Linked DNA regions of Homo sapiens: region 2 is linked to region 1. A link is a contact called in ENCODE Hi-C or POLR2A ChIA-PET data. All regions are on one chromosome and are shown on one strand. Each heading gives the region's core, a stretch centred on a gene start or an enhancer-like site at or near the end of the contact. The rest is flanking DNA. Distances are from core to core; before and after follow the strand shown. Region 1 overlaps MACROD2 (mono-ADP ribosylhydrolase 2). Region 2 overlaps MACROD2 (mono-ADP ribosylhydrolase 2).

Region 1 (5,836 bases), core at 2,309-4,808:
ACCAAATAGCATTTTATTGGAAGGAGCAAAGAGAAGGGATGAGTTGGGAAGAAGAGTAAATCTTCTGTATCTCAACAACCCAACTTCCCAATCTATTTAGATAGTTATTTTAGGGTTTTTGTGTGTCACAAACTGAGTATTCAGCTATTCTTACGGAGGTTACATAACAGGTATAAAACATGCTTCTTCCCTTCAGGGAAGTACCTTTTACATCTGGTTGAGAGATGACACATGTAAAGACAAAGATATATCTAGTAAAATAAGGAAGTAAAATTTTCAAACACTGCGATGATAAAAAGGGGAAGAAAAATTCAGTGAGTGCACAGGGAATGGGATAGTTGCAAAAGCATCATTCATTCATGTCTTTACTCATCAAATATTGACAATGTTTGCCATGTTTCAGTGACTGGGCCAAGCTCTGGAAAGTCCATCACAAGTGAGAAGCAAGGCATAAACCTGGCTATGGCAGAATCTCAAAATTTGTGGGATAAGGGCATGACTGCCTGAGCTTGACTCCTTACTTTGACACTTATTAAAGATGGTTCCTGTAGGGATTTGTTCATGTGACTTGACATTTCTGTGCCTCAATTTCCTCTTTTATAAACAGACATAACAAGAGTTAATTGTCTTTTTAGAATTGCTGTGAAGATAACATGCGTGAACATATGCAAATGTTGGCCCATATAAACACTATACAAATAGAAGTCTACTCCTGAGAAATTAGGGGGAGACAGGCCAGGCAAGAGGTAAACCTAGGTAGCAGGGACTTGAATTGGATCAGAATTTCCAGGAACTTCCCCTGGTCCCTTTATTGACTTAGACTTAGAGGGCCCTGGTTCTGGGAAAAGGTGGGGCACATGCATCTCAGCCAGAACTCCTGAGGAATGTTCCACAGTGCTCAAACACAAGTGCAGGACACTACTCTCTTAATGCCACTGTAGAGTATGGACAAGCTTGAGGAGATGCCAAAGCCTGTCAGCATGAAAACCAAGTCAATATATGACCCTCTTCTCACTGCTTGGTTTTCTCAGCTGACTGGCAAGAGAGCTACCCCGAAACTTCTTGAAGAGGCCGTGTGTGGGGTGCCAGGCTAGGGAATTTATGAATTACCCCATTCAATTCCAAGCAATAAACCTCAGAGATAAGAACAGTGAGTCTCGTTTTATAGATTTGAAGTCTGAGGCACAGGGAAGTCAAGTGCCTTGTCAGTAAGAAGGTTCACCAGCTTTTATTTTGCCTCTTAGACCTAGAGACCAAGGCTTGTTCTAGGTTTGACCTTTAAGTCAACAGAGGTGGTAGAACTTTGAGTCACAGTATTTGATATCTAGTATGGTCAAGCCCACCAGAAGAAGGGAATGCATGAAAGAACCCAGGCTGACTGGCTCCAAAACCTATGGATCTGTAATTCCAGCAGGAAGAGAATGGGAGAAGATCCCACTGACAAGGGCCTAGCAGGAATTAATATTTTCCTTTCCATTGCAACATCCTCTCATTCCTGATGAAGAATTGTTAAAAGCAACATGTATTGCACCTCTTCCCTCCTCAGGGTAGGCCATGTAGGCCCTAATTGGGGGATTTGCTTTCAAGGACTCATGCACAGGCATTACACAGGCTAGTGACAAAGGTCTTGAGGAGTCACGCAGCTCTCCAACCCTCCAGGACCACTCAGGCAGGGATAGGGGCACTGTGATTGCAGCTGCCCACGCTGGGCGGCAGTAGCTCCCAGCAACAAGAGGCCACTCTGGCCCAGCAAACTCATCCCCTTTGTGGAGGGAGTTGTGTTTGTGTTCTGAGGCCCAAAATCATATACAAAATAATGCATGCCATTCCAAGGCATAAGTTAGACGGTTCCACCAGTTCTTTTCAGTTTGTCTTTAAAATCTCTGATTATACAACTTTAATTTTTGGCCTCTCCTCATTGGTCATTAGAGGGAGGCTGACTGCAGCTGAAGGGTGTTTTGCCACATAGCTGTAGATAAGCTAAATGCATGAATTCTTCTGAACCTTGAATAGTGCTGAGCAGAGGATTTGGGGACCTGCCCTCACACTCTTTAGAGAGGTCCCTGTGTTTTAGCCATGTCAGATGCAATTAGGTACAGTTCATCTCTCTTAAGTTCCTCGGGGATTTATTACGTGGGCTCTTGAAGGTTTCCCTTTCAAATGGCCATAGATTTTATATCCAAATCAGTGTGCAGTGATCACTCTCCTCCTAGCTTTAACTCATGGCAATTATGCCTCCATGGAAGTTGAGAATGTAAAGAGTAGAAAAACAAATGTTGCTCTTTGAATTGTCACATGAAATGCAGCAGAAGATAAAATTGATTTTGTAACATATCAGGTGATCAGAGGCTGTGTTGGCAGTGAAGCACCCAGCTCCCATGCTCCCTCTCCCCAAAACTGTGGACATACGTATCTTTTCTCATGATGGCAACAAGAGACTCACTTCTATCTCAGATCCTGTCATGACACTGAAAATGAATTGATTCTGCGTCTCAAGTCAGAGCTGGGCATGATACAATTTGCTGAGATCCATTGTTCTGCTTTCCACCAGTCAACACACAGTTTGTATATTTCTCATCCAAAACGAAAGCACGATGCATACTCTGCTCTCACGAGGCTAAAAAGAGCCAGGGGTTGGATTTGCACAAGTTTAATTCCTACTAAGATTTGCAAAAGATAATTTGAGAAACACATAGACTTTGTAGCTTTGAAGGAACTTAAAAATGACTTTCAACAACCTCTGTCCATTTGGAAACCCAGGTGTATTTAAAATTATTTTCGTAGTTTGTTTTTAATCATCAGTTTTCATGAAAAGAACCAGATTACTATGCTCTTTTAAAGCACTAATTTGCTTTAAAAAATAAAAAGAGAGAAGCACAATGACCAATTGTCTTATGAATCAGAGCTATACTCTATATATGCCACCATTAACTCAACAGTTTGTGATGAAAGAACAATGTAACCTCATCATATTCTCTAACAGTGCTGAGTCATTTCTCTATGAAAGGACTAACAAAGCAGGCTTATGTCTCATCTTCTCTCAAGCAAGTTTAGCCACATTATTACAGTATTTCACCTCTATAGCCTCTCCATTTTCCTCTGAGTCATTGTTTATCTCTTCCATAATCTAACTGGAAAAAAGTAAGTTAATCTCAAATGTCAAATCTATATGTGTATACCTTTATGTCTGAATTTCAAAACTGACTAATGTCAACATGAGTGAACCAATCTGAACACTCTAAAAGATAGGTCAAATTCATGCTAACTTGGAAGAATACTTTTTTAATATTAACCCAAAGAATTTAGGTATACAGATGACATACATTAAATTTAGTTAATAATCAACTCATTCTTTTTCTGTCCATGTAAACATGAATCAGAATGGGTTGTTAGTGAATGTAAACAACAAAACTATTCACCTACTTATTAATTTATTCAGTGTGTGTTTGCTGAACCTGTACTGTGTACAAGGTTTTAATTACGCAATGCATAAGGGTGAAGATAAAAAATACGGAGCTCACAGTCCATTTGTCAGTACAACAGAGATGAGTAAGGTGAAAACCACAGAAGCACAAAATAGTGTTATGTGATAATCAGAGAGAAGAGATTACATCTGGCTGAAGCATGCAGGAAGTAATTAGAAAGGGTCATTTAATGAAGGTGGGGTATTAAAGATGGAAAGAATAGGTACTCCAAGTAGAAAGACAAAGGTATCAGGGCAAAGAGCTAGAGATAAGAAAGCCTGGGCAACATAATAGAAGCAGCCCATTTCAGATGGGCCTTTGAACTGGAAGAGTGTAATTTGAGCCTGGAAGGGCATGTTGAGTTTAGACCATGGAGAACCTTGAAAACTAAATTAAAATTCTGCTGGTTAATAACTAGGATAGATCATATTATCAACTCGGCCAGTAAACTATTTAAAAAAATAAAAGAATTCATCCAATAAATTATTAGGTAGAATTGAAAATGTTCTTTTGACTATTTCAAATATTTTGCTTTTGTGTTTTAACTAATTTAAGCAAATGATATGTGTTCATGGTTGTATGCTCTATGGTCCCCTATCCTGAGTCTATCTCTATTTTGTAATGTTTCTCTATATAACATTTATTACTTCTCATCAAATGACTAATAATTCTTATAGTTTTACTTTAAAGGCATCTGACGTCAAACAATACATAAAAGAGAGGACATAGACTCCCTAACAAAAAAATATGAATGTGCCCCAACTAATCATGCTTTGACACTCTTGATGTAGTCTTTCATGGAGATGTAGCATTTCCAGTAAATCTTATGCAAGGTCTCAGATTCTACCTTTGCGTACAAATGCCATACAGGCCAAGTAATATTTTTAGGGTTTAAGGATGTTCTCTTTCTTCCCTTCTTCAGACTAAGGAATGTAAAATGGCAAACCCTCTCAATGCTTACACACATTTGGCTCTGAGTCAAGTTGAAAGCAAGATGCTTAGACTATTTACCATTTTACTTCACAAAGGAATTCTCTTTGATGAATGAAAGATCTTTGCAAAATTACGCTTACAGGTATGTTTATAAAGTTGTGTACAAAAGAAGAGCCAGTGTAACTATTCTAAAAACTTGAGGAAAAGGGACTCTTCCCTAACTCCTTCTATGGAGCCAGCATCACTCTGATACCAAATTCTGGCAAAGACACAGTGAGAAAAGAAAACGACAAGCCAATATCCCTGATGAACGTAGACACAAAAATCCTCATCAAAATGCTAGCAAACTGAATCCAGCAGCATACAGAAAAGTTAATTCACCATGATCAAATGGGCTTTATTCCAGGGAGGAAAGGGTGGTACAACATATGCAAATGAATAAATGTGATTCACCACACAAACAGAACTAAAAACAAAAACCATATGATCCTCTCAATAGATGCAAAAATAGCTTTCAATAGAATCCAACATCCCTTCACGATAAAACAAAACAAAACAAAACAAAAAAACCTCAAGAAACTAGGCATTGAAGGAACATACCCCAAAATAACAAGAGCCATCTATGACAAACCCACAGCCAATGTCACACTAAATGGGCAAAAGCTGGAAGCATTCCCCTTAAGAAGAGGAACAAGACAAGGATGCCCTCTCTCACCACTCCTATTCAACATAGTATTGAAAGTCCTAGCCAGAGCTATCAGGGAAGAGAAAGAAATAAAAGGCATCCAAATAGGAAAAAAAAGTCAAAATGTCTCTCTTCACTGATGTAAGATTCTATACCTAGAAAACACTAAAAACACCACCAAAAGTCTCCTAGAATTGAACAATGACTTTAGCAAAGTTTCAGGATATAAAATCAATGCACAAAAATCAGTAGCATTTCTACACACTAATAATATTCAACCTGAGAGCCAAATCAAGAATGTAATCCTACTTAAAATAGCCACCTGAAAAATAAAATACCTAGGAAAATAGCTAACCAAAATGTGAAAGATCCCTACAAGGAGAACTACAAAAGCCTGCTGAAAGTAATCACAGATGACACAAACAGATGGAAAAACATTCCATGCTCATGGATTGGAAGAGTATATATCCTTAAAATGGCCATTCTGCCCAAACACAGTCACTGCTATTCCTAACAAATTATCAACATCATTTTTCACAGAATTAGAAAAACTGATTCTAAAATTCTTACAAAACCAAAAAGGAGCCTGAATAGCCAAAGCAATCCTAAGCAAAAAGAACAAAGTCAGAGGCATCACATTACCTGACTTTTAAGTATATTGTAAGACCACAGTAACCAAAACAGCATGGTACTGGTACAAAAACAGATGCATAGGCCAGTGAAACAAAACAGACAACCCAGAAACACAGCCACA
Region 2 (5,894 bases), core at 3,201-5,700, 110 kb before region 1:
GGTGAGTGCCTGTAGTCCCTGCTACTTGGGAGGCTGAGGCAGGAGAATTGCTTCAACCTGAGAGGCAGAGGTTTCAGTGAGTCGAGATCGCGCCATTGCACTCCAGCCTGGGCGGCAGAGCGAGACTCCATCTCAAAAAAAAAAAAAAAAGAAAAAGAAAAAAAAAAAGGAAACAGAGCTCTCAGTTCTCTTGGTCCTTGGAAGAAACAAGGGCCTTATGTGGGGTTATTTAAGCAAAGACCTCAGGTCCTGGTGGAGTTGAGCCCCTGTCTTCAGAGATATCTCAACATAGCAGGCTAGCAAATCTGCAACTTCCAAAATAACTACCCTGGGCTTCTTAACTCACTCAAATTGTGTTCCACCTTTTGCAGCATTATTCAAGTCACATCCTTCCAAAGGCAACATTTTTTATCTATTGTGTATCTCCCGATATTAAATATGAGGCTGATCACATTTCCAAAACCCATTCGTTGACATAGGGGTTTTGGAAATGTGAACAGCTGGCTCCTCTCTGGGGCTCAGAATTGGTGACCTCAAGTGAAATGCCAGGCCAGCTGATGTATTCAGTGAAATGACCAGTGTAACTGCCTACCCCATTTAAGCTGCCGGCTACTTGTAAAAACTGACCCATCCTCAGGACCATTTTAGAGCTATGTAACCACAGCTCATCAAGATCCCCAGAGAAACCACAGCTCATGAAGATCCCCAGAGACAAATAATTCCTTTTAAAATTGACATAGGAATAATACAGGGTGATTGTAGGAACATAGAAAATTCCAGGCAGCAGTTTCACATGACTAGCAAAAAGAAACGGTTGAAATAGCTGCAGAAGCTAGGGGTAGATAAGATCCTGAAAAAATCTGGGTGTGGACCAAGCTATGACCGACCTAAAACGGACCGGACCCAACATAGCACTGGATTTGACCTAGATTTCACCTAGGACCTTATTATATGCTCATTAACATCTTAAATTACACACCCACCAGCGCTATGACAGTTCTAGAAACATCCATATTTAGTGCAAAAATGGGTGGTACCAGAGTTCCAAGAAATCTCCACCTTGTTCCAGGAATCTTCATGAATCTTCTACCCCTTGGTTACAGAATCCCATAAAGGTAGCAGTCCCAACCCCCTTGCACCTGACTCTCTCTTGAGTCTGCCTCCACTCCCTTTTCTTGAATCTGCCTGCACTGCCCTTTCTTGAATGCGTACTTTTTGCTTTGTAATAAATCTGTGTACTTCCACTATTTTCCAACTCATCCTTGAATTCATTCTCAGGACGGTGTCAAGAGCCTGGACAGCAGCTGAGGCCAAGGTTTCACTGGCATTTGGGGATCTTCCCTAGCCCACTGGTATCAAAATCATTAATCAGATCCAAATCAACACCAAAGGAAGTTTTCTTCACCCAGGATATTTCTCTATTTTTAAAACATTATCAGGAATATCCACTGATTATTCCATTATTCCATACCATCCCTTCATCCAGAAAAGTAATATATGAAATAATTGGGATTGTTTCCAAAAAAGCTAAAATTCTATATGTCGCTATATGGTAACATACTTTTTAAAAAAAACCATATAATTCAAACACACACATCTTGATACTGCTTTGTATTCACAGAATACTTTTTAATTAATTACTTACATAAACATTGTTTTTATTTTTATAAACATAATCTTACCTGTGTTTCTTCTTTTAATCTAAGTCTTTATTATTTATATACCCCATGTGAAAGTATATTTTTAGAATAAATAATTTAAATATTAAACAATAATTTTAAATGTCTGCAGAAATTCCGGACATTGATGTTACAAATAAATTTTTAAAAATAAAACTCATATGTAAATCCTTCTGTTTCATCAGCATCCCACCGTAGTAAATTATGCTTGAGAAGGAGCTTTATTAGATAGTTTTCAATCTAGTGTAGATATCAGATTTATGGCCTTTAAAACCAAGCTCTTGTACAAAGAATGGTCAGTGCGAATGCCAGATGTGGGTACTGATGAGTAACCTCTCAGATATAGCAAATAGGTAGTTTCAGTCTCCAATAAAACAAGTTATATCTTCAGAGGCAAACATATGAAGCATCAATGTCACTTAAAAACATAGATTCCTCCAGGAGTTTCTGAAGAAACCCTTCCTTCCTGTTTCTTGAAGACAATCTGTAAGAGAGTCAAATGCCTCTGCAAAATTTAAACCTCGCCTTGGGCAAGACTTTGGCCATGTTGCTACTGTTCCCCATAAACACAGGGCAAGGAGGGATGGACTTGATATTGATATTTATAAAGCCTTTTTTTTTTTTTTTTTTTGACAGAGTCTCATTCTCTGGCTGGAGTACAGTGGCACAATCTCTACTCACTGTAGCCTCTGCCTCCCAGGTAAAAGCAATTCTTCTGCCTCAACCTCCCGAGTAGTTGAAATTATAGGTGTACGCCACCTCGCCCTGCTAGTTTTTGTATTTTTTGTAGAGACGGGATTTCGCCATGTTGCCCAGGCTCATCTCGAACTCCTGACCTCAGGTGATCTGCCCGCCTCGACCTCCCAAAGTGCTGGGATTACAGGCATGAGCCACCGTGCCTGACCTGTATATAGCCTTACTCTTAGAAAGTATTCATTAAGATCTTCCACATTAACCAAAATCGTCCAATTTCCAAGCACAGAGGACACAGAAGCCACTTCCTGAAAACAGGCTGAGGAGAAAATTCTCTCCTAGATCCAGAGCTTCACTCTGAAGACTTCTTTCTCCTTGAATTCAGGCAAGCAATGAACTGATTTCTGAAACTTCTGTTCATGAGATTTCTTATATATATATATATCTTAAGTCCTGACATATGAATGAATCTTAATGAAAGCGTTCTGAAGACCTCTATAACATGGCATCCCAAGGAGAATCTAGCACATATCATTCATAGAATATATATTCAATACATATTGGACAAGCTGTTGAAACTAGAAAATTGCACAAAAACTATGAAATGTGTCTACAGAGTAAAGTAATTTTTTGTTCCTTTATAACATATTCCACAGCATCATCTCCTTTAGAAATAGTCATTTTAGAGCCTGGAATATATTCAACAGGATCTACTCCGCTCAGTGTACTTTCAAAAATCACTTCAGACCTTGTAACTTATTCTTAAAAGCCTCTGGATTTGTGACTTTAAAATACTGTACATTAAACACACACTTGATTTTTCTGAACAGTCTGGTAGAATTCTGAGCCAAGTCGAGTGAAAAAAGGTATGTGAACAAGTTGTTTAATAACAACGGCGGCAACAATCCCAGTAATAATAGTAACACATTTTGAATGCTTACTAGTTGCCTGGAATTGTGTTAACCGCTTTATCCATAATCCTCAGAGAGGCCCCATAAGGTAGATTTTACTATCATACCATTCCAGAAATAAGTAAGCTGTGGCTCTAGGAGGTTAAACAAATTGCCACAAATCAATTGTTAGATTTGTGACTCAAAAATACTTACTTTTAACAGCTAGAAATACTGCTACTACTAGGGGTTAAAAATGACATGGGACCATAAAAAGAAATGAAATTAACTTTTTTCCTATGGCATTTAAATAGGCCCTAAGACAATTCCAAAGCTCTTTGGAAAATGGTAGTTTCAGGGGAATGGAACATTTAACTGCCTGAGGTTAAGGATGCCACTCCTCATTTGTATGCAGGAGTTCTGGGCAAGTGTGTCAAACACTCAGTCCATTGCAATATATAGCTGTACCGCCTAGAGGACTTAGGGTCCCAAAATGAACTCCGTGCCAAATCGTACTTCACATATTTGCAGTCATACTTTTTTTGCCTTTGCCTTTGAACAAGGATTGATCCTATGTGGTCTCCTAAGATTCTGAGGAGGTGACGGGGAGAGAAGGCGAACCTGAAACATCCGGCAGAGACAATTTTGCCAGGGTGAGCCCTGATCACTCTCCTCCCCCATCGCCCACTACCTATTAAGGCAAATTATCTTTTAGCTGATTTATGTTTATGTTTTCAGGCTCACAGTAAGATTTTTTAACGTCTTTTTCTGCTTTCAAAAGTTTATCAGAGCTTTTTCATAAATACCTAAGGTGAGGAATCATTTGTGGAACAGATCTGCTTATTTACCTAAACTTTAGCCTTTTCTGCTAACAAGACTTAAAGAGTTCCAGCACTTAGGACGGTATCTAAGTGATTTGGCTAATATGTGATTTGAATGTTTTGGGAAGATAAAGTCTATAACTAAGAGATTGCCTAATAATGGATCTGCAGGAACTGAAGGTCATTTCCCACAAAAATGTGCAGCCACCGGGAACCTTAGGTGAGGCATATTACGCTCAACTGTGTCAGACACTTGGTTATTCATTAACTTTAATGGGGGTCATAAAGAAATGCCTGAGGAAACAGGAAATGCTCATTTTCAGATAACATTGCAGTCACTCCCTTATTTCTTCCTGAAATCAAAACCAAAAAAGAATTTTTGCTTAACCTTTATTTAAACAAGCAACCAGGAGAGAACAACCATTCAGACTGGGCCAGGTGCCATGTCTTCAATGGCCCAGGAATAACCCAACAGCTGTTTCTATGCCAACTATGATGTCTGTGTCCACTGAGGAACAACTTCCTTGTCAAGGTAAAATCCAAAGGTTATTTTCAATCTTCAGACTAAAATCAAAGGCCATGGGGTGTGACCACTCCCAAATATGTTGCACTACAACCTCTGAGTTTTTAATAATTGGTATTTCTGCAGGGCAAGGTGGCTCACACCTGTAATCCCAGCACTTTGGAAGGACCAGGTGAAAAGATTGTTTGAGGCCAGGAGTTTGAGACCATTCTGGCCAACCTAGTGAGACTTCCCTTCCTTCCCTGCCCCCGACCCTGGCCCCATATCTCTAAAAAATAAAAAATAAAAATAAGAATAATAAAAATAAATCATTGGCATTTCTTAGCTAAGAAAGAACTAAACTCATTTATCATCCTCAAAAAAAAAAAAAAAAAGAATAAGAGAATACAGCTAAGATTTCAAACTACCCTCATTAAGTCACCAATGTCTACTCCATTAGCTGGAAGCACTTGTTAATCCATCTTGCCAACAGCTGAGCCCTGACAAGTTTCCTTTGGAAGGTTAGCCTTTTATGAGTAGCCCTGATAAGGAGTCCACTGCTGTTGGGACCTAAAAGGCTTGTCAAGTGGATGCAGAGCTTCCTCTACACACCCCACTGCTTGAATCAAAGGGAGGCCAATGGACAGAAGAGACAAATGATCACTCCACTAGAAATAACAGAGTTGGTTATTAGTCAAAGTGAACTTCCTTCCTGTACACACCAGTAGTGAAAACATCTATAGGGAATTTGGAAGGGCATCATGGTGAAGAATGTAGTTCAAGAGGCAAAGTTCAGGACCAGTGTTTGCTTTGGCATCCTGGGGCAAAAACGTTACTGAATGAACTAAGTCAGGAGCTCAAAATGCAATTGAGTGAAGTGTCATAGGTTAGCTAATGCCAGACAAGTGGTGGCTGTCTTGGGAGTTTTGAAATTACATCAGTGTGAATTCCTAAGAAATCCCTCCTAGGTCTGGAATATGCTTGATTCCTTCCACCCCTTAGAAGAGTGCAGTGATGCATGACACTTCTCCAACTTTGTCTCAGAATGGCCGTGTGAAGTACGTAAGGTCACACTGTTTTCTCATTTAAAGGTGACTTGCTAACTCCCAGAGACAAGGGAAGGACAGCAGAACCTTGAACTGCACTTCTTTGTCACTTTTATCTGGCTTTGTTATAGACACAATCTGATAAAACCAAAAGCCTGAGAGGTGGAGTGGAGCAGGGTGAGCAGAGTACAAACCCAGCATGAGATGTTCCTCTACTCTATTTGTTCCTCAGACGAGATGCCCCCAACCCTCTCCCCAACACA

Evidence for each region. Hi-C counts contacts between places; a loop is a spot of excess contacts on that map. ChIA-PET counts read pairs that join two places held with the same protein, here RNA polymerase II (POLR2A). Pooled maps may share reads with other maps.
Region 2: a loop to region 1 is called in a map of PC-9, with 11 times the contacts of the local background. The contact joins two enhancer-like sites. A Hi-C loop is called at or near these places in 3 of 168 maps with a recorded cell type or tissue (HepG2, MCF 10A and PC-9) and 2 of 50 pooled maps. POLR2A ChIA-PET finds 5 or more read pairs at or near these places in 1 of 52 experiments (HepG2).

Annotation. Positions count from the first base shown.
Region 1 is chr20:14,876,778-14,882,613 of GRCh38, reverse strand. All of the region lies in intron 5 of MACROD2 (mono-ADP ribosylhydrolase 2), which reads right to left. Among named protein-coding and RNA genes, the nearest start is that of MACROD2-AS1, 50 kb to the left of the region's middle. Within about 2 kb of position 3,558, at least 4 of the 41 ENCODE cell types and tissues checked have a DNase peak (open chromatin) inside an H3K27ac peak, as active enhancers do; they include PC-9, where a contact is called at or near this core.
Region 2 is chr20:14,984,772-14,990,665 of GRCh38, reverse strand. The region is part of intron 5 of MACROD2 (mono-ADP ribosylhydrolase 2); the gene reads right to left. Among named protein-coding and RNA genes, the nearest start is that of MACROD2-AS1, 58 kb to the right of the region's middle. Within about 2 kb of position 4,450, at least 12 of the 41 ENCODE cell types and tissues checked have a DNase peak (open chromatin) inside an H3K27ac peak, as active enhancers do; they include PC-9, where a contact is called at or near this core.